Linked DNA regions of Homo sapiens: region 1 is linked to region 2. Evidence: chromatin loops called from intact Hi-C (ENCODE). Cell type or tissue: endothelial cell of umbilical vein. All regions are shown on one strand. Links, peaks and the distances in the headings refer to the core of each region. The heading gives the core; the rest is flanking DNA.

Region 1 (4,402 bases), core at 85-4,084, 720 kb after region 2:
ACATACTGCTATAAAAGCTACACAATCTCTCTTAGATAACGCTGCTAGACCTCTTTTGAAATTGGACTCTACTTGTAGTTTACATTTTGTTATAGCTGAATTTATTAAGATCCCATGAAGATGGAAGTAGTGTGGGGAGCTGAGAGTAGATGCCTCCTACTTTGTCTCTATTCCTATTTGCAGGTGACTTGGAAATTCCCAAATTACAGAGAATAAAAAAACTTTGTAATTCAGAGTTTGTGAAATTCCCAGAACACCTGTTTTAAAGGCATGCTGCTCTGTTGATGAATCACCCAAGCTTTATAAAATGATTCATCATTAATCATTACAAAAAATAAGCTTAACAATTCATAAGCTCAAAATAATGCTATATTATTAGCTTCATATTTATTAAAACCACATTACTTTGACTACATTTGGAAACAAAGGAACTTCTAAAAGTTTACTCCAAAAAATGACAGAACTTTTCATTCCTTCAATGTTCTATTTAGCCATATCCATCAAAATGACATTTTTTAGCAGAGGAAAAACTTGGTAAATTACTTTTTTTTCCTAAAAGGGGAATAGTATTTCTAGGTCTTTGGTCTATGTTTCTGCATAGATCATTGAATAGAAAAAAAACACAGTTTTTTTCTCTTACTATACTTTCAAAACTCAACACAGAACACTTCTGTGAACAAATATGTGGGTGCCTCTCCCACAGCAAGCAATTCTCTGACACTAGCTAGGTATCCCACAATTCAAGCTGACACTGACCAGAGTTAGTGCAGACCTCACAGGTTAAGGGTTCAGTCCCATAAGACTTCCCTCACCCAACTTCAGAAACCAATGACAGGTAGTAAGTTTTCAAGTTACCTACAACTTCTGTCTGACTTGGTAAAAATCAGAGGTTTGCATGACCCCATTTTCAGGTTCCATTTGCAAGAGCAGTTCACAGACTCCAGGAAAAGAGTTTACTTACTGTTACTTATTTATTACAAAGGATATTGTAAAGAATGTAAATGGAAAGCCAGATGAAGAGATACATAGGGCAAGGTTCAGAGAGATCTTGAGCACAGGAGCTTCTGTCTCTGTAGAGTTGGGGTGCAGCCACCCTCCCAGCATGCTAATGTGTCCTTGCTCACCAACCTGGAAGCTCTCCAGAACCGCATACTTTTGGAATTTTTATGGAGGCTTTGTCATGTAGGTATGAACAATTACTAACTCAATTTCTAGCCCCTCTTCCCTCCCTCTCTGGAGAAGGGGCTGGGAGTGGGGTTGAAAGTTCCAAGCTCCTAATCATGCCTTGGTCTTTCTGGTGACCAGCCCCCATGCAGGAGCCCACCAAGACACCTCATTAGAATAAAAGATGCTCCTGTCACCTGGGAAATTACAAGAGTTTTAGAAGCTTTATGCCAGGAACCAGGGACAAAGACTAATATATTATTATTTCACAAGCACATACTTACCTCTACACAAAACTATGTGTTGTTATACTTAAAGTGTGAGAGTCTGGGCTCTGGAAATTTCCTGTCACTTGGCTATGTTTCCAAGTATTTGAAGTCTCCATTTCTAAGTCACGGATGAGAAAACTGAGGCCAGGATGGTTCACTAGTAAGATCAGGGTCACATCTGTGCTCAAACAAAGCTTTAAGGAGAACTAACAACCCCTGGGTTTCCAATCTATTGCTGAACCAGTGAGTGAATCTGTCTGTGTTTTCTAGGCACAGTTTAGTTCAGCTCTGCTTTTCCACACCTGCCTGGGGCTTTTCCTAATCAGCGTCAGACCAGGAGCCTTAATTGTGATGTCTGTAGACCGGTCTCTGTCTTTCCTTATGTGCCTTAAAAGCATGTATATACAGGGGAAGCTTATACTGGGAGTGGATGAATACAGGGGACTCTATATGCTTTGGAACCACATTGGAGAAGCTCTACTGGGGCAAATCACTTAACCTATTTGAGCCTTTATTGCCTCATATTTAAAATGGGATTGTCTTAGTTCCTATGTTTGAGGATTTTATAGTATTTAATGAGTTCACTTAACACCATGCTTGGCACAAAAAAGGCACTCTATATTTACTCTAGAAAAATAGCATACTACTGTGCTGGCAAAGCATTAGATTGTGGATCCATCTTTTTTTTTTTTCTTTTGTTCTGTGAATGAAGCTATGAAGCTTGCTCTGGTGTTTTCTATCATACACATGGATGAAGCACTTAGTTCCAGAATTAACATGATAAGAGTAAGACTCCTGATGTGGTTTGGCTGTGTCCCCACCCAAATATCATCTTGAATTGTAGTTCCTATAATCCCCAGGTGCCACGGGAGGGACCCAGTGGGAGGTAATTTAATCATGAGGGCGCTTACCCTCATGCTGTTCTTGTGATAGTGGTGAGTTCTCATGACATCTGATGGTTTTATAAGGGGCTTTTCCCCCTTTTGCTCGGCACTTCTCCTTGTTGCCATCATGTGAAGAAGGACGTGTTTGCTTCCCTTTCTGCCATGACTGTATATTTCTGGAGGCCTCCCCAGCCATGTGGAACTGTGAGTCAATTAAACCTCTTTTCTTCATAGAAGCCTGAGAACAGACTAATGGAGTAAATTGGTACCACAGAGAGTGGGGTGCCACTAAAAGGATACCGGAAAATGTGGAAGTGACTTTGGAATTGGGTAACAGGCAGAGGTTGGAACAATTTGGAGGGCTCAGAAGAAGACAGGGAAATGTGGGAAAGTTTGGAACTTCCTAGAGACTTGTTGAATAGCTTTGACCAAGATGCTGATAGTGATATGGACAATGAAGTCCAGGCTAAGGTGATCTCAGATGAAGATGAGGGACTTGTTGGGAACTGGAGTAAAGGTCACTCTTACTATGCAAAGAGACTGGCAGCATTTTGCCCCTGCCCTAGAGATCTGTGGAACTTTGAACTTGAGAGAGATGATTTAGGGTATTTGACAGAAGAAATTTCTAAGCAGCAAAGTGTTCAAGAGGAAGCAGAGCATAAAAGTTTGGAAAATTTGCAGCCTGATGATGTGATAGAAAAGAAATACTCATTTTCTGGGGAGAAATTCAAGCCTGCTGTGTAAATTTGCATAAGTAATGAGGAGCCAAATGTTATTCACCAAGATAATGGGGCAAACCATCTCCAGGGGATGTCAGAGACCTTCATAGCAGCCCCTCCTATCATAGGCCTGGAGCACTAGGAGGGAAAAATGGTTTCCTGGGCTGGGCCCAGGGCGCCCCCTGCTGTATGCAGCCTCATAGCATGGTGCTCTGTGTCCCAGTTGCTTCGGCTCCAGCTGTGGCTAAAAGGGGCCAACGTACAGCTCAGGCATTTGCTTCAGAGGGTGCAAGCTCCAAGCCTTGGTGGTTTCCATTTGGTGTTGAGCCTGTGGGTGCACAGAAGTCAAGAATAGAGGTTTGAGAACCTCTGCCTAGATTTCAGAGGATGTATGGAAATGCCTGGATGTCCAGCCAAAAGTTTGCTGCAGGGGTGGAGCCTTCATGGAGAACCTCTGCTAAGGCAGTGCAGAAGGGAAATGTGGGGTTGGAGCCCCCACACAGAGTCCCTACTGGGACACTGCATAGTGGAGCTGTGAGAAGAGGGCCATTGTCTTCCAGACCCCAGAATGGTAGATCCACTGACACCTTGCACTGTGCATCTGGAAAAGCCACAGACACTCAATGCCAGCCCATGAAAGCAGCCAGGGAGCAGGGGAGCTGTACCCTGCAAAGCCACAGGGGCAGAGCTGCCCAAGGCTGTGGGAGCCCATCTCTTGCATCAGCATGACCTGGATGTGAGACATGGAGTAAAAGGACATAATTTTGAAACTTTAAGTTTTAATCACTGCCCTATTGGATGTCGGACTTGCATGGGGCCTATAGCCCCTTTGTTTTGCCCAATTTCTCTCATTTGGAATGGGTGTATTTACCCAATGTCTGTAACCCCATTGTATCTAGGACATAACTAACTTGCTTTTGATTTTACAGGCTCATAGGTGGAAGGGACTTGCCTTGTCTTAGATTAAGCCTTTGGACTTGGACTTTTGAGTTAATGCTGGAATGAGTTAAGACTTTGGGGGACTGTTGGAAGGGCATGACTGTGTTTTGAAATATGAGGACATGAGATTTTGGAGGGGCCAGGGGTAGAATGATGTGGTTTGGCTGTGTCCCCACCCAAATCTCATATTGCATTATAGTTCCCATAATCCCCATGTGTCATGGGAGGGACACTGTGGAAGGCAATTTAATCATGGGAGCAGTTACCTTCATGCTATTCTCATGATAGTGAGTGAGTTCTCATGAGATCTGATGGTTTTATAAGGGACTTTCCCCCCTTTTGCTTGGCACTTCTCCTTGCTGCTGCCATGTGAAGAAGAACGTGTTTGTGTCCCTTTCTGCCATAACTGTAAGTTTCCTGATTTTAA
Region 2 (4,402 bases), core at 93-4,092:
AAACAGATAGGGATTCAGATCATTCCCACATCAGAGAAAGACATGCTTTAGTCTGTGTAGGTTAGGGAGGCAAGAGTCACCCTCTTTGTGTGTGTCAGTGATTTATCACTCTTCCACCCAAAAGAAGGCTTGTCCTCTTTCCCTCAACCCTGTTAGTGCTTGGGGGTTTGTGTTCAAACATAAATTTTGTCATAGCTATACTATAGTAGCAGACATGAATAGATTCACTTATATTTCCATTTATTTCTCCTGAGTATGATCTGATTAGAAGAGGTAAAGAAACAAAGCAACTAGCCAATATGAAAGGCATATCATTAAAGCCAGAATAAAATCTGACTGTTCTTGATTTCCATCTCAAAATAACTGATGTCTTTCCTAAGTTGAGAATGACCTGATCTGTTAAAAACAGATTAACTCATCAATTCTGACCAAATCTTCTTAAGAAGGCTAATAGGCTTCTGTTGACTAGACACCATTCCCTGTTTCATTTTTCTGATATCCTGGATGGGGGTCGGAGTGTTGTTATTCCTGAGAAAATCGATATATCACTGTATTGGAAACGTTTGCTTGTGGTAGCAACAGTCTTGATGTTTGATCATGTTAGGTTTTATGAAGTGTTGATAGATTTAGCTCCAGACTTAAGAGTTACCTACCCAGGCTGGGTGCGGTGGCTCACGCCTGTAATCCCAGCACTTTGGGAGGCCGAGGTGGGCGGATCACTTGAGGTCAGAAGTTTGAGACCAGCCTTGCCAACGTGGTGAAACCTGTCTCTACTAAAAATACAAATATTAGCTGGGTATGGTGGCATGCACCTGTAGTCCCAGCTACTCCTGAGGTTGAGACAGGAGAATCGTTTGAACTCGGGAGGCAGAGGTTGCAGTGAGCCGCGATTGAGCCACTGCACTCCAGCCTGGGTGACAAAGCAAGACTCTGTCTCACACACAAAAAAAGAGTTACAGCCGGGCGTGGTGGCTCAAGCCTGTAATCCCAGCACTTCGGGAGGCTGAGGCGGGCGGATCACGAGGTCAGGAAATTGAGACCATCCTGGCTAACACGGTGAAACCCCGTATCTACTAAAAATACAAAAAAAATAGCTGGGCGTGGTGGCGGGCCCCTGTAGTCCCAGCTACTCGGGAGGCTGAGGCAGGAGAATGGCGTGAACCCGGGAGGCGGAGCTTGCAATGGGCCGAGATCGCGCCACTGCACTCCAGCCTGGGCGACAGAGCAAGACTCCGTCTCAAAAACAAAACAAACAAACAAACAAACAAAAAAACAAAAAAAAAGTTACATACCCAGAGATCAATTGAGAATGCAATAATCTCTAAAATAAATCATTACTTTTTAGTAGTCTAGAAATCATGTGGTAATATTAATTTTTATAAGTGGTAGAACAGAGTAATAAACAGTTTCAGCCATCTTTCTCCTAAGTCTCAGTTAAGAGTTTCTCCTCCATTGTGAAAGCTGAAAATGGGAAAGAACCTATTCTTCCTGTCTAAATGTTGATATCCTTGGACTCTAGGATCCAGTAGAGACTTAGGTATCAACACCAAGTATGGCATTACCTTACAACACTCCAAACAGACCCTGATTCATAATAGTCTGTGCTCTTGCCTGAAAACTTTATATATGAACATGGATATGTTTATTTGAAGGTATGTTTAATATGGGCCATGAGGACATTATGGTTACCTAACTGAGGATAGAGATAATAAAAGCATTTTAGAATCATTGTAATCCAAACTTGAAAGTAGAAACTTCACTTTAAAAAGCAAGATAGTTTATATTTTGATAGTGCTCCCAAAAGTTGAAGATTGTTCTTATGGGGACTCATATTGTTGCATAGTTGTTAGTAAAATACCATTTATAATACAAGTTCTGTTGCCATTTGGTTAGGAAATAAAAAGTAACCAATGTAGTAAATGCTCAATAAATATATTTTGATTATTTGTTGAATGCATTAACATATAATTGTAAAAAAAGTAGAAAGCACAAATCTTAGATGGAAAGGATCATAGAACTGAAAACATAATATAATTATTTTGCAGTACATCTGAGTTATATTGTGATGTACTTTCCTAACCAAGTCCAAATTAATCAGGAGCTCTGGGAGAATCATCCCTAGAAACAATGCCTTTAAATAGAGGGTCAGAGGAATTTTCGTATTTCTGGATTTCAAACTGCAGGTGGCTCTCTTGATCTTTCAGTTCTGAATTTAGGTTAAAGACTGCTGTTCTGCCTTCTTCCTGTCCTTGTTACATCCAGACTATCAGACTTCCTGTTGAAACACTGATAATTGTCTTATTATTGGATTGTAAGCAACATCGCTTTTTCTCACATGTAGAAGATAGAGTTTTTTTTGTTTGTTTGTTTAACAAAATATATTGCTTGGCCTTCCTTTAAAATGGCTCTGATTTGCCTTTGCATGTCTTGTGTGAGGAGTTGCTAAGTATCAATGGCATTGTTGATAATGCTTGTAAAATAGCATATCAGTATTCTAGCATTATTTTAAAAGAACAAAAAACAGGTGATTCTAATCATTTTCCTTCCTCTCATTTTCTGGGTAGCATTGCTGTTTTATCTCATAATTTATTTTGTACACATCTGGTACTACAGGAATTTTAGGAGTCCCAAAATGAATATGAAAACCTGTTGATACAACTTTAGGTGGAAACCTAAGCCTTATCTGTCCTTTTATTCATTCTGATGGTTATTTTAAAGAAATTGCTGGATACCATTGAAGTATAGAGATACAAATATTTTTATAAATTATGTGCCGAAGTAAATTATAAATCACATGGCTTATAGTGTGGATTCTTAAATTATCAATCATATCACTTCATATTTTTATAAGCTGAATATCTAATTCTTTTGCAAAGTAAGTTACGTGCAACTGCTACCTTTTAAAATAATAGATAAATCTAAAATATGGTGGGTGATAAAGTGCTAAAAAGATACTTCTTAGCAATACTTAATTGTGTTACAACTGTAAGCACCAACAGCCAAAAGATTGTTTGCAATAAAGACCTTATACTAAGACATTCATCAAGTAATAAAATATAACCTCAAATGTCTAATTCTAAGTGATATGTGCCTTATAAATATACTTGTAGTAGTGCTACAAAAAAGGCACAGATACCAAACTGACCTTAAAAGTGGCACATGTGGCGTTACTGCAGCTGGGCTATTGTCTTGGAGATTCACAGAGGAGGCCTCCCAGGAATTATTTGTATGTTCCTTTTGTGTAAAGTTTTTGTCTGGAAAGTCGCTGTGCAAACAGTAGCTGTTCCATAGCACCTGCTTCTGTTGAGGGAGAGTGAGTCTTTTATTTAGAGAGCATCGGTAGCCATTTCATTCATTACTGCACAATGGACTTACATAAAGAGCAGCATTCCAATGACGCCAAAAGAAACCAGAGCTTCCAACACGCTGAGGCGCTTGTAAACATTGAGTCTCCCTATGTTTCTTTCTAAACTTTTCTTGCAATTACATCCAGGTCTTTATTTTGAGGAAAAAAATAATTGATTCAGAGCAATAATAGGAAAAGTTATAAACTGCAATTTTTAATTTAAAAAGCTGTATTATGTAAAATGCTGTGGCAATGTCATATATAAGCTTGGTCATTTACATAATTATTGCTTTAATCTTCTTAAGGTATTAGAAAATTAATTGCATTATAGAAATAAGGATGCCAAAATATTTCATAGAATTTTTTTTAATGGTCATGGAATTGTTTTCAGTGTGCCTATCTTCCTAACATTTAAATGATTTTATTATTTTCGTGGCCAATCATCTTCAATATGATGTCAATATCCAGTGCATCTGCTACTTTCCAGCCCTTTCATTGACCCCTGGCAGTGTGGTACCCATGTTTGTTACTCTACTGAAACTACTCTCTCTATTGCCTCTAGTTCCTACCTTCTAACCTTTTCTCTCAGCTATTATCATTCTTCATCTTTATGTTTGATAAGACCTTCCTGATACATCTTCTCTTGGTTTTGTTTTTGTTTTTCAAGAAACCTGTACCCATTAGCAGTCACTCCTCATCTTCCATCCTCAAACCCCTGCCCCTGTCAATCACTAACCTATTTTCTGTTTCTATGTATTTGTCTATTCTGGACATTTCATATAAATGGAATTACATAATCTGTGTTCTTTTTGTCTGGTTCCTTTCACTTAGCTTATGCTTCCAAGGTTCATCCGTGTTGTAGCATATATCAATACTTCATTCCTTTTTATGGCTGAGTAGTATTCGGTTGTATGATATACCACAGATGGTTTATCCGTTCATCAGTTGATGGACATCTGGGTTGTTTCCACCTTTTGGCTATTGCAAATAGTGCTGCTATTAGTGTTCCTGTACAAGTACTTGTTTGAATGTGTCTTTTGAATTCTACTGGGCATG

What was found. A loop is a pair of places that touch in the nucleus more often than their neighbours do. Peaks named below come from ENCODE experiments on the same cell type or tissue, not always from the same donor. Only the 100,000 strongest peaks of a DNase experiment are listed, where the experiment ranks them.
Region 1: a loop joins it to region 2, with 10 times the contacts of the local background. A loop is called at or near these places in 1 of 110 quality-filtered maps.

The regions. Positions count from the first base shown.
Region 1 is chrX:97,739,977-97,744,378 of GRCh38, forward strand. No RefSeq gene overlaps it. Among named protein-coding and RNA genes, the nearest start is that of ERVFC1, 100 kb to the right of the region's middle. In endothelial cell of umbilical vein, for the core only: no CTCF peak of the experiment used is centred there; no DNase peak of the experiment used is centred there.
Region 2 is chrX:97,024,413-97,028,814 of GRCh38, forward strand. The region is part of intron 17 of DIAPH2 (diaphanous related formin 2); the gene reads left to right. Among named protein-coding and RNA genes, the nearest start is that of RPA4, 140 kb to the left of the region's middle. RefSeq lists an enhancer at 3,037-3,639. In endothelial cell of umbilical vein, for the core only: no CTCF peak of the experiment used is centred there; a DNase peak (open chromatin) is centred at 2,239.